Regions from separate parts of the Homo sapiens genome. Here region 2 is linked to region 1. The links are chromatin contacts, found by Hi-C in ENCODE. All regions are on one chromosome and are shown on one strand. Each heading gives the region's core, a stretch centred on a gene start or an enhancer-like site at or near the end of the contact. The rest is flanking DNA. Distances are from core to core; before and after follow the strand shown. Region 1 holds the start of HLF (HLF transcription factor, PAR bZIP family member). Region 2 has its middle 33 kb from the start of PCTP.

Region 1 (3,665 bases), core at 350-2,849:
TATCCATTTTTGTTCTTTTAAGCCTATTTTATATTATTTGCTTATATGCCAAACCCTAAACGATGAGTTCTTGAAGGTTAAAATTATGTTTTATTCATCTTTTTTCACTAGCCCCCGCATAGTCGCTGGCATACATACCGTGGTGCTCAATAAATGCATGTGGCATTAACTAAAAGTTTGCTGTTTCTGGAATTCGTCTGAAACCTGAAACACTGCAACAACATCTCACTTAGAATGTTGCCTTACCCTTTTGCCATAATTTTAGAGTGAGGAAGTAGAGGTCACTAGATTACGTGTCCTTTTATGAAGAACCTACAGCTCAGGGCAGAAAGGCACTTGCCGGAATCACCCTGCCAGGGAACTCTGAACCCCGCTGCGCCGCCGCTCCTGATCTCTGGGGTTTCAGGCGCCTCCTCTCTTACAACCCTCTCCTGGGGAAGTAAACCCCATCAAGACACCACCACATCCTTCCCCAGCGACTCAGCCTGGGGTCACAAAGGCCTTTACGTCCCACTGAAAAACGGTTTTCTTTCATTTGTGCCCATTCGTTCTTGCAGCCCCTTCCCCAGATCGAAGACTAGGGTCTTAGTAAGGAGAGGTAAGGAGGGAGGGGAAGAACCTGCCTGGCCCCCCGCGGAGCTCTGCAGGGGGCGTCGCGGCTGCACGCCAGCGCCCGCACCACCCCAGGCGGGAAGGGAGTTATCACACAGGGGGTCGCACGCAGATCTCGGGGACCGTGGGTGCCACGAGGTCAAACTGGCAGAGGGAGACGCTGCAGCTGCTGTAACAGCAAGGAAAGCCGAAGCCCCCTTAGGGGATACTTTACAAAATTATTTTAATCACCGTGCAAACCTAATAACTTGACCCAAGCGCAATCACCTGTATTCACCCAGAGTAAATATTCCTAAAATCCCGTTCAGTGTGTCTGTGTCTCTCCCGCCTCTTTCCGTTTCAGGCAAATGTCTACCCCCCCTCTCCCCCCACCGTTAACACCTCTCTGCAGCGTGGGAAACAGTGCCCAGCAGCTCAGTCCTCCGCTTCCCGCTCTGCTTTTTGCATCCCATTCGGACTTATAGGAAGTAGTTATTTTTTGGTGGTGGTGGAAACTGGGCAAGAAAGAAGACGCTAAGCTTGGCCGGGGCCAGGAGAAATATTGAGAAGGGTCGTTACCTTCCATCCGATCTAAACCAATCATCTCAAACTTGGCTACTCTTTGGAACCACCTGGGGAGCTTTAAAAATTATGGACGCCCTGATAGCACCGCAGAGGTTCTGATCTAATTGATCTGGGATGCGGCCTGGGTATCGCGATTTTTTTAAAACTCCTCAGGTTATTCCCAGCTTGAAAACTATGGATATAAATTTCTCATTCCTCTTCCCACCCAGACCAAAAAAAAAAAAAAAAATCTAAGCCTAAGTTGATGGCCCAGGGAATCTGGCACCTGCTCCCCTGCAACCAGCCAGTGCTGCAAGGTCCCCGAAAATCGGCGCGAGCGGCGACGCTAAACACGCGGCGGCGGGGCGAGCGGGCCAGGCGGGCGGTGCCGCGCGTGGCCCCGCCCCCGCACGCCTATGGGCGCGAGGTGCGGGCCCTGACGTCACTCTTGTCAGGGCCGCGGCACATGGGCGGCCGGATGCGCTGAGCCCGGCGCTGCGGGGCCGCGGAGCGCTGGGGAGCAGCGGCCGCCGGCGCGGGGAGGGGGGTGGGGTGGGACGGCGCACCGCCTCCGGTGCTGGCACTAGGGGCTGGGGTCGGCGCGGTGTCTTCTGCCCTTCTGCAGCCGTCGACATTTTTTTTTCTTTCTTTTTTTCAATTTTGAACATTTTGCAAAACGAGGGGTTCGAGGCAGGTGAGAGCATCCTGCACGTCGCCGGGGAGCCCGCGGGCACTTGGCGCGCTCTCCTGGGACCGTCTGCACTGGAAACCCGAAAGTTTTTTTTTAATATATATTTTTATGCAGATGTATTTATAAAGATATAAGTAATTTTTTTCTTCCCTTTTCTCCACCGCCTTGAGAGCGAGTACTTTTGGCAAAGGACGGAGGAAAAGCTCAGCAACATTTTAGGGGGCGGTTGTTTCTTTCTTATTTCTTTTTTTAAGGGGAAAAAATTTGAGTGCATCGCGATGGAGAAAATGTCCCGACCGCTCCCCCTGAATCCCACCTTTATCCCGCCTCCCTACGGCGTGCTCAGGTCCCTGCTGGAGAACCCGCTGAAGCTCCCCCTTCACCACGAAGACGGTGAGCGCTGCCGCGGCCCCGCTCCGGGAAGGGACGACGCTCCGGGGGTCCCCCTCCGCGGCCGGGCACGCCCGCTGGAGCATCCCCCAACCCCGCTCCCGCCCTGTCCCGCGGCGCCCCGGCCCCGCGCTGATGAAATTGAGGAGCTCACCCAGCACCCTTCCTCCCCTTCCTCCTCCTCCATGAAAGGGGAGGGACCCCTCCTGAGCTACATTTAAAAGAGCTTCGGGCACCCGGCCTCCCTGGGTCCCGCTCCTGCGGCGCGGGTGGGAGGTGTAACTTGACAGGTCAGGATCGTTCCCTAGAACGAGGCACACCCGCACGCAGAGCGAGCCCGCCTGCGGAGGGCAGAGCCTCCCGGGCTGGGGAGGAGAAACCCTGGGGCCTGGTTCTGTGCGGGGCAGGGGGCGGGGGTCGGCTTGAGGGAGGGGGTTTCACTGCGTAGCCTGGGTTTTGGGGTTGTGTTACAGCTTCTGTTACTGGTTAGTATTTGGAACTCACGAGGTGTGAGAGAAGACTCGTTTTCTTCTGGTGAAGGGTAGCTGAGAAAGCGGGGTGGGGGCTGGGGCCGGTGGGGGGAGTGGTCTCTCGGCGGGAAGCCGTGCACGCCTCCAGCGTTGACACTTTCCCGGTGCACTTTTTCTGGTGGGAGGGGAGAGCGGAGCAGGCTCACGTGTAACCGCGCAGGAGCCTCCTCTGGCTTGAGCCCTTTCTTGGTAAGTCCCAAACCTTCCCAAGACAACCTTGGCCTTAGCAGTAGAGGAGGGGTACGTGTGATGAGGCCCCAAACCCGGCTAAGTGATGCCACGGATTTGGGTTGATGCGATTTCATGCCTTCGGTATCACAGTAGCAAATGCGAACCGTGCGGCTCACAGTGTAAAGTTCTGAAAGGTTATTTGGCTACAAATAGCTTGGGAGTACTTGCACCTTCTTTTCTAGGAGAGGACAACCTGTTGCATTGCAAGAGTTTGCAATCTGCAGATGATAGCCAGGGACCCCTCCCTAACTATCCTTTAAGGAAGAGCATTTGGGAGGAAGGGGCTGCCTGCAGGCTTTTGCATCTGTGGGTGTTTTAAGTCAGATTTTCAGATGAGATGGTAGAGGGTTAGAATGGATGGCAGTGGAGGCTGTGTTTCTCTGAAGATGAAACTCAGAAGCAAATTCCTTAATCCCAGATTCCACCCACGACTGAATACTAGAATTGGCAAGATCCGGAATGCTTGTTAAAGACCTAATGGGCGAGCAGTACTTCCAGGTAGCAAATAGCTGCATACTTCCAACATAAATGTATAGAATAACTCACCTTTTCCAATAGCTCTGCTTTTGAAAGGTTTTGTAAATGCATACTCTTTGTAAATTGGATCATACTCAAATGTTTGGAGAAGAGAAGGAAGAAAACACTTTGTATTTTTTTAAACTCCTTTT
Region 2 (3,665 bases), core at 606-3,105, 520 kb after region 1:
TTCAGTTGGCAAGCTGGAGACCCAGGAGACCTCATGATATAGTTCCAGTCCAAAAGCTGGCAAGCTGGAAAGTCAAATAAATTATGTTTCAGTTCAAGTCTGAAGGCCAGAAACACCAGTATCTCAGCTCAAAGCAGTCAGGCAGGAGGCATTGCCCCTTCCTCAGAAGAGGGTCAGCCTTTTTGTTCGATTCAGGCTTTCAGCTGACTGGATGAGAACCTCCTATATTGGGGACAGCCATCAGCTACTCAATTCAAACATTAATCTTATCCTCAAACACCCCTACAGTCACACTCAGAATAATGTTTTACCAAATATCTGGACAGCCCATAGCCTAGTCAAGTTGACACATAAGATTAAACATTATACTTGGTGAGAGCCCAGTGTTCTCAGATAAGGAAAAAGATTTAACATTTTGAAGCTCTTATTGTGTGCGAGGCACTAGATTGGATGCTTTACTTACAGCTTAGTCTTTGATGAGATAGGAAATACTATCTCCAACTTACTGATGATGAATATAGGCTCAGAGAGGCTAAATAATGTGCTTAAGGTAACTTGGCTAGTTAGGTGGTAGACTGGGAACTCAAAGCTAGGCTTCTTTGATCCTAGATCCCATGCTTCCACATTCCCCCTCACATTCCAACACTTTTAATCTTCCTTCTGTTCCATCAATGTGCCAAGCTTGTTTTTACATCAGTCATTGTACCAGTTGTCCTCTCTGCCCAGAGTGCCCTGCTCCCTGATCCACACAAGCCTGAAATCTTTAAATCATGCAAGTCGTTGTTTAAATGTCCCCTCCTCTGAGAAGTTTTGCAGTTGAAGTCAATCCCTATTCCTTACCTTGTCTGCATAGCATGTAATACTTTCTATTAAATGTATTTATTTTCTGTTCATTTATTTCAGCTCCAAAAGGGTACAGAACTTTGTCTCATTCCCAAATTATATACTCAATAGATAGAGCACAAAAATATTCTAAAGTATCTGCTGAAGGAATAAATGAATCAATGGTGGGGCAACAAGCTCAAAGTCCCATGATCTCAATTTGACCAATAATGCCTGAAAGATAGGTCCAAAAAAAAATGTATTCTCAATCTTGTGTTCCACCTAATTTTTACCAAAGAGGGAACACTGAGGACAAATTTTTAGTTCTTTTTTTTAAAGCTAGAATTGCTTTGTTTTCCAGGGTTTTGTTCTTTATTAATTTTTTTGATTTTTCATTCTGATTTAACACCGTTGGAGAGCTCATACTAGCCCCGTAAAAGTCTACTCAACAGAATGATATTACTGATGTAACTTAGGGAAGGGAGAGAGGCTGGAGGCAAAACAGGGCTAGAAGAGAAGATCTTTTCATTTGCAGGCCAGAATCCTGAAAGAAGAAAACCTGTATCCCCCATGGACAGATATGGGGAGGGGACTGTGGGTGGAAGGACAGCACGCCGAATTCATTTTCTCTAATCTATCTTATCCAATTCCTCTCTAGTGGTTCATAAACTGAGAAAAAGTCAATGGAAACCAATCAGGACAAAAACAGCACTTAGAACTCCATGCAGGGCATACAGCAACTTTTGTTTTATGTCAAACAGCTTATGAGGGGCTGGATCTGCTTTTAAGTGGTCATGGATTCTGCTTACCAGTGAATGTGGTGGTTCATTTTCCAAGGGAGAGTGAATGATATTCTTCATGGGGAGCCTATATTTTAGGCCTGGTATTGAATAATTACTGGACTGCTGAAAGCTTCCAAGTAGGAGTTCGCCCTTCACTACACAGTTTGGCTCATGTTCCCATTTCGGCTACTTTAAGCTGTTGTAAACAGCATTCGTTTTCCATTACAAGCTAGGAAATGTGACTTCAGCGACGGTGCCGAGTCCCTGGAGAGCGCCTGCCAGGGAGGCCGTTTCCTCACCTCTCATTTTAGTTTGTAACTTGATGGCGAGGTTGAGTAATCGCTGAAGCTCCATGTCTTCCCATCCTATTCTGTTCCACTAACTTATAAAACAGCCAGTGACCCGCTTGAGGACTAGCGGATCAACCAGATGTTTCCTGAGCAAAGACAGCATGCGTTTCCTCTTGCACATCATCTTGTGAGAGGGGAGGGCTGGCGGGCCACTCACCCCGTCTGACATCATTGGGCGAGGTGGCCTGGGGGAGAATTTCAAAGCAGAGCAGCTTGGCCAGGGAAGAGCTCAGCTGGCAGCTGTGAGCTGGGATTAACTGACCCAGATAACTAGGGAGAAGGAATTGGCAATCTAAGTGTTTGTTCTCCAGCAGGAAGTAGACGGCCTCCTTTCTACTCCCTAAATATCTGTGGCTGTAGGAGACCTTCCCCCAATGGCTCCACATACACAGTCAGGATTGCGTCCACCATATTTCTTCCCATCCCAACTTTTTGTTGTCCCTGGCTTTTGCATAAGGTTGACATGGCACAAGCTCAACCAATTGCAGTGTAATAATAATAACAACCATAATAATAATAATATCAATGAATTATTCTTCCCTAAACAACATTGAGGAAGTCAAATTCTAAACAATCTGATTTCAAATAATCTCCTTATAGATCACTAGCTTGTCAGACTTGGGGTATTAAGAACCAGTAAAATAAAATATTTTTCATAATACAGGGAGCAGCTGACATGTAATTGTCAGCTTCCCCATAGAAAGGTCATTAAAAATAAGACAAATAAAAAGTAAATCCAATATACCATTTACCATCACTATGATTTCATAAAAGAAAGGTTTAACCTCTTCTGCTGTAATGCATCCAAAGTCTTTTCTTTATACTTATAATCAAATCCAAACTACTGAGACCTAAAAAATTCCATATTACTTACGATCTGGCCCATGCCTGCTCTTCAAGCTCCACTTCCTCCTTGACTTATTCCTCTCTAGTCTTTTATCTGTTCCTCAAACATACAGTGGTCTTTGCATTTACTGTCCCCAACATCTGGAATGCTCTTCCCCACATCTGTATATAGCACACTGCCTATGGTATGCAGCTTTCTGACACGGCTCCCAATAATCCCCACATCTGTATATTCACTTCTTTGTGTAATGCCCTCCTCTGTATGTGGAGTGGACCTGGTGACTTGCCTCTAAAGAATAGAGCAAGAGTGATGGGATGTTACATCCAAGATTAAATTGTAAAATACTCTGCCTTCGTCCATTCTTGCTCACTTTCTCTGTCTGGATTGTCTCACTTGCTTTCTCTCATGAAGCAAGTTGCTAATTATGAGTGTCCTATGGAAGGTCAATGTGACAAGGCCTCTGGCCAAGAGCCAACTAGTAGCTGAGACCCTCAGTTCAGCAGTTTGGGAGGAACTAAATCCTTCCAACAGCCTCCTGAGTGAGATTAGAAGAAGATCCTTCTCAATAGAGCTTGGCAGTGACTGCAGCTTCAGAAGACCTCTTGATTGCTGCCCTGTGAGACAGGCTAAGCCAGAGGACTTAGCTAAGCCAAGACACACTGGAACTGCAAGATAATACTGTTTTAAGCCAGTAAGATCTATGTAGTGATAGATAACTGAAGCAATGCCTCATTTATTTAGATCTTGCTCAAATGTTTTCCTCTCCAAAGTCGTCTCTCTCTAAAACAAACCAAACCAAACAAAATGATCACACATTATTCTCTCACACCTTACCCAGTTTTGTTTTTTCTTCATAGCAATTAT

The links. A loop is a pair of places that touch in the nucleus more often than their neighbours do. Pooled maps may share reads with other maps.
Region 2: a map of gastrocnemius medialis shows a loop between it and region 1 (3-fold over the local background). The contact joins the enhancer-like site here to the promoter of HLF in region 1. A Hi-C loop is called at or near these places in 1 of 168 maps with a recorded cell type or tissue (gastrocnemius medialis) and 1 of 50 pooled maps.

What each region holds. Positions count from the first base shown.
Region 1 is chr17:55,263,361-55,267,025 of GRCh38, forward strand. It overlaps HLF (HLF transcription factor, PAR bZIP family member), which reads left to right and starts at 1,600. Exons shown (of 4, transcript NM_002126.5): 1 at 1,600-2,239. The coding sequence starts at 2,125. RefSeq lists a silencer at 1,404-1,723.
Region 2 is chr17:55,782,001-55,785,665 of GRCh38, forward strand. It overlaps a transcript of PCTP not described here. Among named protein-coding and RNA genes, the nearest start is that of PCTP, 33 kb to the left of the region's middle. Within about 2 kb of position 1,856, at least 9 of the 41 ENCODE cell types and tissues checked have a DNase peak (open chromatin) inside an H3K27ac peak, as active enhancers do; they include gastrocnemius medialis, where a contact is called at or near this core.